3 separate regions of the Homo sapiens genome follow, and regions 2 and 3 are each linked to region 1. Evidence: chromatin contacts called from ENCODE Hi-C or POLR2A ChIA-PET data. All regions are on one chromosome and are shown on one strand. Each heading gives the region's core, a stretch centred on a gene start or an enhancer-like site at or near the end of the contact. The rest is flanking DNA. Distances are from core to core; before and after follow the strand shown.

What was found. A loop is a pair of places that touch in the nucleus more often than their neighbours do. ChIA-PET counts read pairs that join two places held with the same protein, here RNA polymerase II (POLR2A). Pooled maps may share reads with other maps.
Region 2: a loop to region 1 is called in a map of endothelial cell of umbilical vein, with 7 times the contacts of the local background. The contact joins the enhancer-like site here to the promoter of KIF26A in region 1. A Hi-C loop is called at or near these places in 2 of 168 maps with a recorded cell type or tissue (endothelial cell of umbilical vein and heart right ventricle) and 7 of 50 pooled maps.
Region 3: a loop to region 1 is called in a map of posterior vena cava, with 12 times the contacts of the local background. The contact joins the promoter of KLC1 here to the promoter of KIF26A in region 1. A Hi-C loop is called at or near these places in 1 of 168 maps with a recorded cell type or tissue (posterior vena cava). POLR2A ChIA-PET finds 5 or more read pairs at or near these places in 1 of 52 experiments (A673).

What each region holds. Positions count from the first base shown.
Region 1 is chr14:104,137,308-104,140,347 of GRCh38, reverse strand. It overlaps KIF26A (kinesin family member 26A), which reads right to left and starts at 1,761. Exons shown (of 15, transcript NM_015656.2): 1 at 1,584-1,761; 2 at 1,060-1,305. The coding sequence starts at 1,625. KIF26A-DT (KIF26A divergent transcript) reads left to right here and starts at 1,719. Exons shown (of 3, transcript NR_158217.1): 1 at 1,719-2,818. RefSeq lists a silencer at 2,593-2,762 and an enhancer at 2,459-3,040.
Region 2 is chr14:104,435,069-104,438,347 of GRCh38, reverse strand. No RefSeq gene overlaps it. Among named protein-coding and RNA genes, the nearest start is that of C14orf180, 140 kb to the left of the region's middle. RefSeq lists an enhancer at 2,495-3,279. Within about 2 kb of position 1,972, at least 17 of the 41 ENCODE cell types and tissues checked have a DNase peak (open chromatin) inside an H3K27ac peak, as active enhancers do; they include endothelial cell of umbilical vein and heart right ventricle, where a contact is called at or near this core.
Region 3 is chr14:103,627,842-103,631,286 of GRCh38, reverse strand. KLC1 (kinesin light chain 1) reads right to left here and starts at 2,076. Exons shown (of 17, transcript NM_001394837.1): 1 at 1,793-2,076. It overlaps LOC105370688 (a long non-coding RNA gene), which reads left to right and starts at 2,144. Exons shown (of 3, transcript XR_944248.2): 1 at 2,144-2,255; 2 at 3,362-3,445. RefSeq lists silencers at 1,329-1,508, 1,549-1,598, 1,689-1,808, 1,859-2,218, 2,309-2,508 and an enhancer at 2,949-3,038.

The DNA of each region.
Region 1 (3,040 bases), core at 512-3,011:
CAGAGCAGAGGACAGGGCGGGTCCAGCCCCACCCCAGGACAGGCCCACAGGCGCCTGGCCTGAGCCAGAGAGAGGCTACAGCAATCCTATCCCTCGCCGAGACTCCAGAGAGCCCGGAGACGGTGCCCAGGACAGAAACCAGACTGGTACCCTGCCCCACCCTGCCCTGCCCCAGACAGGGCAGTCAGGGTCTCAGCTCACTCCAACCCCCACAGCCCTTAGAGAACTATATTTAGATTCAATGGGGATTATGCGGACTTCCCAGGAACTCTTTCATAAAGGCTGAAGGCCCGGCAGCGGGCTTCCTCTGGAGACCCCCACCCGCCCCCAGCCTTTGCAAACTTCCAGCATGCATTGTTCCTGGAACAATGGTCCCTGCTCCCTCCAAAGCCGGCAGGCCCACTGGCTGGAAATCCAGGAGAACCCCTCCCCTGCAAGCACCTGCCCCTGGGGCTGGAGCCTGGGGAACCCAGAGGGCCCCGACTCAATTCCCCATGGGCGGCCACTGCCTCAGTCTATCCCAGGAGGTATGGGACAACAGTTCTTATCCTTGAGGCTGGGAGAGGAGTAGGCAGGGACCCCCCAGCTGCTGTGGCCCACCCTTTCACCTGCCAGGCCCCCCGGCCCCAGGTATGTAATTTCCAGACACCTGGCTGGGGGCCCAGGTGCCCCAAGGGCCACAATGCACCAAATAACCTCTCCCTGCTGGTAGGGCTGGAGCTGTCCCGCCCTGGGTGGAGTCCCTGCCATCCGCTCTCTCCCCTCCTCCTCCCACACAAACCTGCGTTCCAGCTGTGGGACATCTGGGCTGGGGGAGGAACGCCAGCCCAGGCCCCTCCCATCCGAGGCAGCAGGGCCCCTCGGGCTGAGCTCCCTAGCTCACACATGGTGTTACAGACCGGGAAACTGAGGCCCGCAGAAGGGAAGTCCTGGCTGATAACTCTTTGTGGAAACAGCAGCAGGGAAGGAGTGGAACCCTGCTTCCCTCCAAGCCCCAAGTTCTACCCAAGTTCGGCGTGGCCCTGCTCGGAGGGGTCGGCCTAAGGAAGTGTCACTTACCCGGAGGGTGGTCCCGGGCCCGCTGACCAGCTTCCACGCCTGTCGCTTGAGCTCCACCAGCTTCGTGTGGCAGTGGCGGCACCAGCCGCCTCCGCCGGCCGAGTGGCCCTGCTCTGGGCCGGCCCCGGCGCCTTCGGGAGCAGGGCGGCTGCCGCATGGGTCCTGGTCGGGCCCGGCGGGTAGCCTCTTTCGGGGGGACACCTCCAGCAGCGGCGGCGGCTCGCGGGCCGGGCCGCCCTCGGCCACCTGCAGGGTGTGGGGGCGGAAGCGGACAGTGAGCCTGGGACGTCCGTCGGATCCAGACCCCTGCGCGCCCTGCCCCAGCGTGACGCTCTTGCCAAAGTTAGGAGCCCTGGGCACGACCCTGGCGCTCACCCACTCCCTCCATCCCCGGAGGTCCCGCCTGCGGGTCCGCTACCCTCAGCAGGAGGCCCGGCCCCCAGGGATCCAGCGCACACCGCGAGTATCTTCGCCGTCCCGGGCCCCCGCCGCCCGCCTCCCTCTCCAGGCCGGGCCGCGCGTACCGCGGGCTGCGCAGCGCACAGAGGGACGCCGCGGCCGACCATGGCCGGGGCGCGGGAAGAGCCCGGCAGGCGCTCCCGGCCACGCTGGCTCTCCGGGGGCGCCGCGGCTACGTGATCCGGCCCCGAGGCGCCCCCATGGCCCGGCCCAGCCGCTCGGAAGTTCGCAGAGCCTGCGAGTGTCGCGAGGAGCGCGGTGGCTCCGGTGGGCGCGCTCGGGAGGCGAGGGCGGGGCCGGGGAAGGGCGGGGCTCGGGCTCCCGGGGCGGGCGGCGAGGGGCGGGAGCCCAGAGAGTGCCCCGCCCTTGCCCAGTGCTGGGCGGCGCGTGGGGGGGGTAGGGTCCCCGCTTCCCCACGCGGCCCCGCGCACTCCAAGGACCCCAACCTGTTAGGTGAGTCCCTGCCCCGGGGAGGGGCGCTGGGGGCGGCGGCGAGGATCTAGTTGCGCGCGCGCATGCGCCTCCCGCCCCTCTCCCGGGACACCAGGGCTGCGCGTCTCCCAGGAGGCGCCGACGCCCCTCCCTCTACAGGCGGGAAAACTGAGGCTGCGGAGGGGACGCTCTTGCCCAAGGCCCACGGCGAGGTGGGCCGAGGAAGGGGCGGGACCCCGGCCCCGAGACTCCCAGGCGCCTTTCCAGCAAGCCCAGCGTACTCTGCGTGTCGCGGGCCACTTTAGGTCTAACTGTCGCGCGTGGGTTAGTGTCGCCGCGGTGTGCGCCTCGAGCCGGGCAGCGACCGCGCCGGCGTATCTGTGCCTCGGCGCGTCTGCGAACGGCACGTGTCTTTACAGCCGCGCGTGTGCCCGCAAGTGGGTGTGCGCGCCGTGCCGCCCGGGAAGCGGGAGGTCCTGCGGGCGTGCGCCGGACCTGTTGTCAGCAGGCCTGGCAGATGGGAACTCAGCTCCGGAATTAATTGCTTGTTTGTCTCCGGCTGGGAGGCCGCCCCCCCGCCCTTCCCTGGCGACCAGTTGCTCTGTGCCTAGCCGGGCCCCAAATGTCGCCGGCATCCGCGGCCGCAGGCAGCTCCGGGCCAGGCTCCGGGTCAGCCCCAAAGCCCGGGTCAAGCCAGGCGGGCGCGGCGGGCGGGCTCCCCGTGACGCGAGTGCCCCCTGCCGGCCGCTGCGCACACGGCTCCGAGACTGGGGAGACAGCGCCGCGCGTCCCAGGCCTGAGGCGCACTCGGAAACTCCGAAGGTCGTGACCCGGCGGAGACCAGGACACGCGGCTGCCGGCACATACGGTGAGGCCTTCGCAGAGACTCAGTACGTCAAAGTGACCCTTTCCGTTTTGCCCACCCCCTTTTACTTGGATAAGCCTCCCCGCCCACGCACGCACTCCCCAGAAAGTGGGGTGGGTGATCCCCTCCCGGCTTTCCGGGTCGTTGATGACCTTAGGGGTTCGAAAACGCAAGGGGGTATGGAATAAAGTGGCAGGGGCTCTCCACTCTTTCTGAGATCCGTAA
Region 2 (3,279 bases), core at 723-3,222, 300 kb before region 1:
GGGGACGGCTACTTGACTTGGGGGACGCAAACAAGGTGGGGGCTGGTCTGAGGCCAGAGTCTGCATCTGGGTGCCCCACCAAGGCTGTGTTCACACCTCTGAGAGCTGACCCACAAACTCACCTGGGACCCGGGGGCCTGCAGCCCTCAGGACCTGCCCCTGCCCTCCCCTCCCCTCTTTCTTTCCTTTGCTTTGCTTTCTTAGAGGATACAGAATGGATGTGGCTGGTGGGACACTCACAAGGGGCTTTTAGACACTGCCTAGTAAAAGAGCTTGGCGCTTGAGGGGGCTTGGCCAAGTCTTCATCCCCCACCTGCGGGGCATCCAACTGCCCTGGATCCCCTGCGTCCCTTCACTGTGACCTTGGGCCTGGAGGGAGCAGACAGGCAGGCCTCACCTCCTGCGCTGTGTGCAAATTAAGTGCTGTGATGCCAGTGGAGCTGGCCCCCGGGGCTGGCCTGGGTGGTCAGGCCCCCCTTCCTTCCTCCTTCCCTGCCTCCCTCCCTCCTGCCCTTGGAAGAACAGCCTGGGCTCTCACCCACCAGGGAAGACTTCTTTCTGTCTCTCTCTTTCTCTCTGCTGTGGTCTGGGGGCTTCCAGGGGTGGTCTCCTCACTGTGTGCTTAGCGTCTCCTCCCTGCCCACTCCCAGGCACTTTCTGTTGTGTTCCCATGGGGTGGGGCGGGGTGAGGGCACGGATGTGGCATGTGGCCTTCCCAGTGAGCGCTGAATAATTAACAGCCAGGTAATGAAAGGCTCACTGGGTATTGATTGTGCCCTGGGGCCAGTGTGGGGAGGACTCATGTGTCCCAGCCCAGTGTCACCACCCACAGGCAGGCGGGAGGGCACCAGCTCAGAGGAACCTGAAGCCAGTGAAGGGCCCACAGCTGCCCACTGAGCAGCTGGCCAGGGCCCAGGAACTCCCCCTCTGCGATACCTGCCCCAGGAGTGCCCTGTCAGAGGGGAGAGGCCCAGGAGAGTGGGCGCTTACAGGAGATCCCCCTGCCTGACAGTCCTGGAAGGCTTCCAGGGCAGGTGGGGCTGGGCCTCCTGCAGCTGGGTGGGGCCGGCAGAGGTGGGCAGTGTGCTTTCAGGGCCCTGCAGCAGCTGGAGCCACCGCCTCATCCAGAGCCCCGCTGCTCAGAGCAGGGCTGCCTTCCCTCCATAATTAATTCATTGGGCCTCTGGCCCCTGTCTGGCTGCATCTCCACAAGGGAAGAAAGAGACCAGCCACCTCCCTCTCTGAGAGCAGCTTACACAGCAAGGCCCGTCAGGCTGAGCCACAACCTGGGACCCTCACCCTGCCCCCGTGCTGTGCTGGCCTGGCCCTTGGGTTCACCCACTGCTGGCTGCCTAACACCCTGTCCTCCAGGGGCTGGAGTCCAGCCCCTTTCTGGGAGCCCCCATTCCAGCCCCACAGGCAGTGTAGTAGCCAGTGCAGAGTCCGCACACGGCAGTCACCTGCCTCTCCCCTGGCCCTGGCTGGGTGACTCCCTGGGGTGTGGGGTGAGGACCATACGGCTCCTGTACCAGGGGCAGCCCCAAACTCCTTGCCTGGTGCTTCACCAGCCCCCAGCGTCTCCAGGTCTGATTGACTCATTATCTGCTCCATCGCCCTCCTTCCCACACCTAAGCTCTGACCCTGGGTAGGGGTCCAGCCTTGCCGTGTCTGAGGCCAGTGGAGACGGGCCTGGCACTGCCCAGCAGAGCACGCACGGCCATGCTGGAGCTCACCCCACAGGACGGAGAATGACACCAGCGCAGCTGCAGTAAGGACCAGGGGGTGCCCGGGAGGCTGGAGGCTAAGTAGGGCCCCTTGGTCCTGTGGTGGGAATGGGAACAGGGCCCTGGTGGGAGGGAAGTCCTGGGACAGAGCTTGGCCAGCCAGACACAGGCATGCAGTGGGAGGAGCTTGTGTCAGCAGTTCCTGGGGGAAGCTTACGGTCAGCCCCCGGCACGTCTCCTGGCATGGCCGCGGAGAAAACAGGCCACTGCGGGGAGGCAGCCGCCGGGCTAGGGGCTTGGCAGAGTGACCAGGCCCAGCTGTACACCCTTGCTGCCGTCCTGCTTCTCCATAACATCCTGTGTGGTTTCCTGCCCTGGCAGTCCTGGAGCCTTCACCCCGACTGCCCCAGGCCTGCCTCCCTCAGCTCCGCCCATCTGCAGGAGGCTCAGCTCCACCTCCCCCTGGAAGCCCGCCAGGACTACCGGGCCAGGCCAGAGGGCTTCCTGCGAGCGCCCACTCTCCTGGGCTTCCTCCCTCCTAGTGGGCGCTCCCCAGTGGACACGGATTCACTGTGCGTCCCTGGACACCTCTGGAATGTCAGCTGTCCCAGCGCATTGTCCCGATTTGTGGGATGGACTGCAGGGTTGTTGGGAGGAATAGAACAGGGCCCACCACAGCCTGGGACCATCTGCACCAGCTGGGATCATAGCTTGGGGCAGATTTTCCTAGTTCTGGCAAGACTTGCTTGAGCATAGAGAGGTCAAGGAGGCCGCATGTCTTGGGGGTAGAGTGCAAAGGGCAGGGGCTGACCCTTCCCAGTTAGCGGGGGTCCTGGGGAGGAGTAGATGCTGGGCCATCGTTCCGTGGAAACAGGACTTTAGGGGAGCCAGGGCCGTGGGCCTACCCTCCCTTCTCACTGCTGGTGACCAGGCTCGGCTTGAGGATGGGCGTGGACACGCTGGCTGCAAGGGCGCCATGTCTGGCGCCTACCTTGGGCCTGCTCTGCTCTCCTATGACTGCCAGTGGCCCCAGCACAGGTGATGGAGGGAGTGGGACAGGGTCCTTCCCCAGCACCTGCCCTCAGGGTGGCTGGACTGCCTGATGACAGCCTGTACTGACCCTGTGGTGCTGGCAACCCCACAGGAGCCCTAGGCCCTGGCCAGCCAGGCCTTCTTGGGGCACGACGGGGCCAGGGCTGGCTCCAGGGAGCCACTCGGCTGTGGGGCGTGGGCCTCATTTTAGGGTTTCTCCTCCTCCCACTCCAAGGCACTGTGCCCACTAGTCACCCCTTGCTGGGCCTCCGGGGGTCACAGTGAGGCTGGGCCAGGTCCCCTGCCTGGAGCCCACCTCCCTGAGCACCCCGACTGCCCCACAGGAACCATGGTGGGACTTGCTTGCTGGTAGCCATCAAGTCAGCCCTGCGAAGTCTGATGTTTGGAAATGCCGCTCACAGGCCACCTGCCTGCTCTTGGAGGCCCCGTTACCAGGAAGGCCTTTCCCATTCTGCAGGTCTGGGCATGTCGTGAGTGGGCCAGCACTCACACTGCCTCACAG
Region 3 (3,445 bases), core at 827-3,326, 510 kb after region 1:
AACATGTTGAAACCCCATCTCTACTAAAAATACAAAAAATTAACCGGGCGTGGTGGCGGGCGCCTGTGGTCCCAGCTACTCAGTAGGTTGAGGCAGGAGAATGGCGTGAACCCGGGAGGCGGAGCTTGCAGTGAGCCGAGATCGCGCCACTACACTCCAGCCCGGGCGACAGAGCGAGACTCCATCTCAAAAAAAAAAAAAATGTGTAAGTTTAAACGACTGCAGTTATTTGCTATGAAATACTGAAGATACTGTGTGCCTCTCCCCAGTGTCATTCCCTCCCCCCTTGCTGGAGATAAACGCTGTCCAGAGTCCTGTGCATGTCTGGATGCTTTTCTCTAAGACAATGCCAAGGCTGCAGTAGGGTTAGAGGTTACCACCTGGGTCCTCCACAGCACTCAGTGCCAGACAGGGCTGCCAGGCTCAACTGCAACATGATGCTGCATTCTTTGATGACTTGGAGAGACACTGGCTCTTTAGAGTGCCTACCCTCCCACACAGAATTCCATACAAGTTGAAATATACTTCATACTTAGTATCATTGTATTCCTACAAATATTTAGGAAACAGAGCAATAGGTCAAATTTCTCACCATAACAGGCTTGCTGACAATCCCTGAAAGAAGCAAGGCCATGTCTGTAATATAACTTCAGGAGGTTCTTCCAGTTTTCTAAAGTGTCTTTCACTAAACTAGTGCAATGTATTCCGAGCTGATTCTGATCAATGGCTTAGTCATGCCGTACCAAAAAAAAAGGCCTTGGGATTTAACTAATGCAAAGAATCAAAGCTCTAACTGCCCTTTTACAGAACACCTGAAATAGTATATCTCAAATTTTTTGTTCTCACATTTTTAAAAAACATCATTTTTGTAAGTATTCCTTTTCAAACGCTTAATATGTAAATTCTTAATTCATTTAAATAATAAAACAGTAACAGGCAGCAACAATTCTAATACAAATATACCTAGAAATGACCTACAAATGTTAAGTTATAAAACCATCCACTCCATCACGCATTAATTTCACTACTTTTACGCTTTATTTTAATTTTCTTAAGGAAAAGGGTACACCCAATTTTACATGGAAAAAGCATTCCAGGACGGAGGCTGCTTCAAGTTTAGTTGGAGCAACGCCAGCCTAGGTGAACAGGGTCGCCTGAAACGTTTCGCATCTGGTTACTGAAAATAAGGGGTCGCCAAGGAGGCAAAGCGGAGCCAGCTCTCGGGAGGGACCCGGCCCCCCGCCGCCCGCGAGAATGACAGGCGCGTCCGCTCAGGGCGGTGCCGGGAGAGGCGGGGGTGGAAGGAAGAGGAGGAATCGGACAAAGCCAGCCCCGCCGGGCCTCCGGCCTCCCCGCCCGCCGCGATCCCGGGGTCAGCCACCTCCCCTGTCGCGGGTTCCCGGGGTCCACAGCTGTCCCCGGGAACGGCCGCCGCCGCCCGCAGCAGGGCCAAGCCGGGGATGCGGGGCCAGGGCGGGGCCCTGGGCAGGGCCGGGGACCGGAACCTGCAGTGGGACGCGGATGGGGAGGACGCGCGGCGCCGGGAGCCGGGGCTGGCAAAAGGGCCGGGGACAAGAACCCGACCTGAACCTGGAAGGGGTCGCGGACCGGCCGGGGCGGTGAACTGGGGCGGGTACCGGGGTGGGAACGGAGAGGGGCCGGGACCCAAACCGGGAAGGAGGCCTGGATGGGGACAGAGTTACGGCCGGGGCGGGTCCGAAGAGGAGCGGGACAGGGACGGGGCGGAGGATGAGGAGGGGGCCGCGGTCCGGGGCGCACGCCGGGGACTCACCGCCTTGCTCCTGAGGGCCGCGCTCTCTCGCGCTGTCAGCACCTGGAGCGCCGCCGGGCGCGCGCGCGGAGCAGCGACTGTGCGCCGAGCCCGCCTCGGCTGTGTGAGGCACGGCGCAGCAGTCACCAGCTAGGGGCGCCGGAGCTACCGCCCCGCAGCATCCTCGGCCACCCACGCGCTGTCCCCTTGGCCGCCGAGCACAGCCCCGCGGCTCCTCGCACCAGCAGCCCAGCCGACCCAGCCAGTCCCGCTCGGCCGCCTGCGCCGCTCCCGCCGCCGAAAATGGCGTCTCAGTGTTGCTCCCCCCGGCGCCCCGCCTCGCCCCGCCCCACAATGCCGCGCGCCGGCATGACGTCATCGCCCCTCGCCCCGCCCGGGGCTGGGGAAACTGAGGCTGGGTGGCTCCCCGCAAGCGCTCGGCGAGCTGGGGACTGGAGGGGCGAGAAAGTTGTTTGGGTATCAGGTGGGCGGTCACAGGGAGGAGGGTGACGGTGCAGGACCCAGCGGGCCTCCCGGTTGTAACGCGGACGGGGGTGGGGCGCTCGGGGCAGGGCGCGGCTCGCGGGGTGGGCGGCCAGGCCCTGGCCTCTCCGACTCCGCAGCCGCGATGACCGAGCGCTTCGGCAGCTTCCCTTCCAGCCGGACTGTGGGCCCTACCAGAATGCGGCCGGGGACGGTGCAGGCCCGGCCGCAGCCGCCACCACTGGGCTCCCGCCCCACCCCACTCCCAGGCCCGCGAGCTTCATGCGCTCGTTTCGGTCCCCCCAAAACCCAGCTAGGAGGCCTTCGGGAGGCCCCGGAATCAGATGATCCCGGCCAGGCCTTTCTCCCTCCTCCAGGAAAACCGACAGCCTTTGGTCGAGACCCTGACCTCTAACCCTGCGCCCTCCCCTTCTCATTATTCCCTCTCCTCGGGGCTTTTGGACCCTCGTATCTGTACGAGGAAACTTTCCAGGCGCTCCCCCTCGACACAAACTGCGCCTCAGACGGGCAAAGGGGAAGGGCCGGGGTGTAGACTGTGAGGGTGGGAGACAACCCCCCTCTGTCCCCACGCAGCCACCGGCGCATCTCCCTGGCTGCAGGGCCTCGACCTCCAGCCCGGCCTGAAGGGCAGCGGAGCGCGCCTGGGTCAAGTCCTGCGGCTTCGCCGGCTCCGCAGGCCTGACTCAGCAGCCAGCCGGGAGGGCATGCTGATTCAATGGGCGAGGCTCCGCTCGCTGCTGCCAGCGGCTTGGGAAAAACCCTCCCAGTGCCTGCAGACGTCCCAAGTGCGGGGCCCGGAGGCATCATTTAACCTGGAGGGGTTCCTGGGCCAGTCCCCCAGCCCCATCTTGTGAACTGCTGTTCCTTTCCGATGTTATCACCCAGCACCAGCAGCCCTTTGTGAACCCTGCAGTTAGGCCCCGCAGTCACCAGAGAAGCAAGTGCTCCTCGGTTTTTCCAGGGAGGTCTGGTTACTTTTATCTCATTTATAAAGACAAAGGGGGAGCTCCTAGGTAACACGGTAGGGTTGGCCCGGGGAGAGGCACTGAGTCAGGGTCAAACAAACTTTCTCCATACCACTTTCAGGTTAGTGATTTCAGCCAGACTGCAGCTTGGATGTCACTAAGTTCAGCCACTGGGCTGGGCACCGCCAAGCATCGACTGCTCATT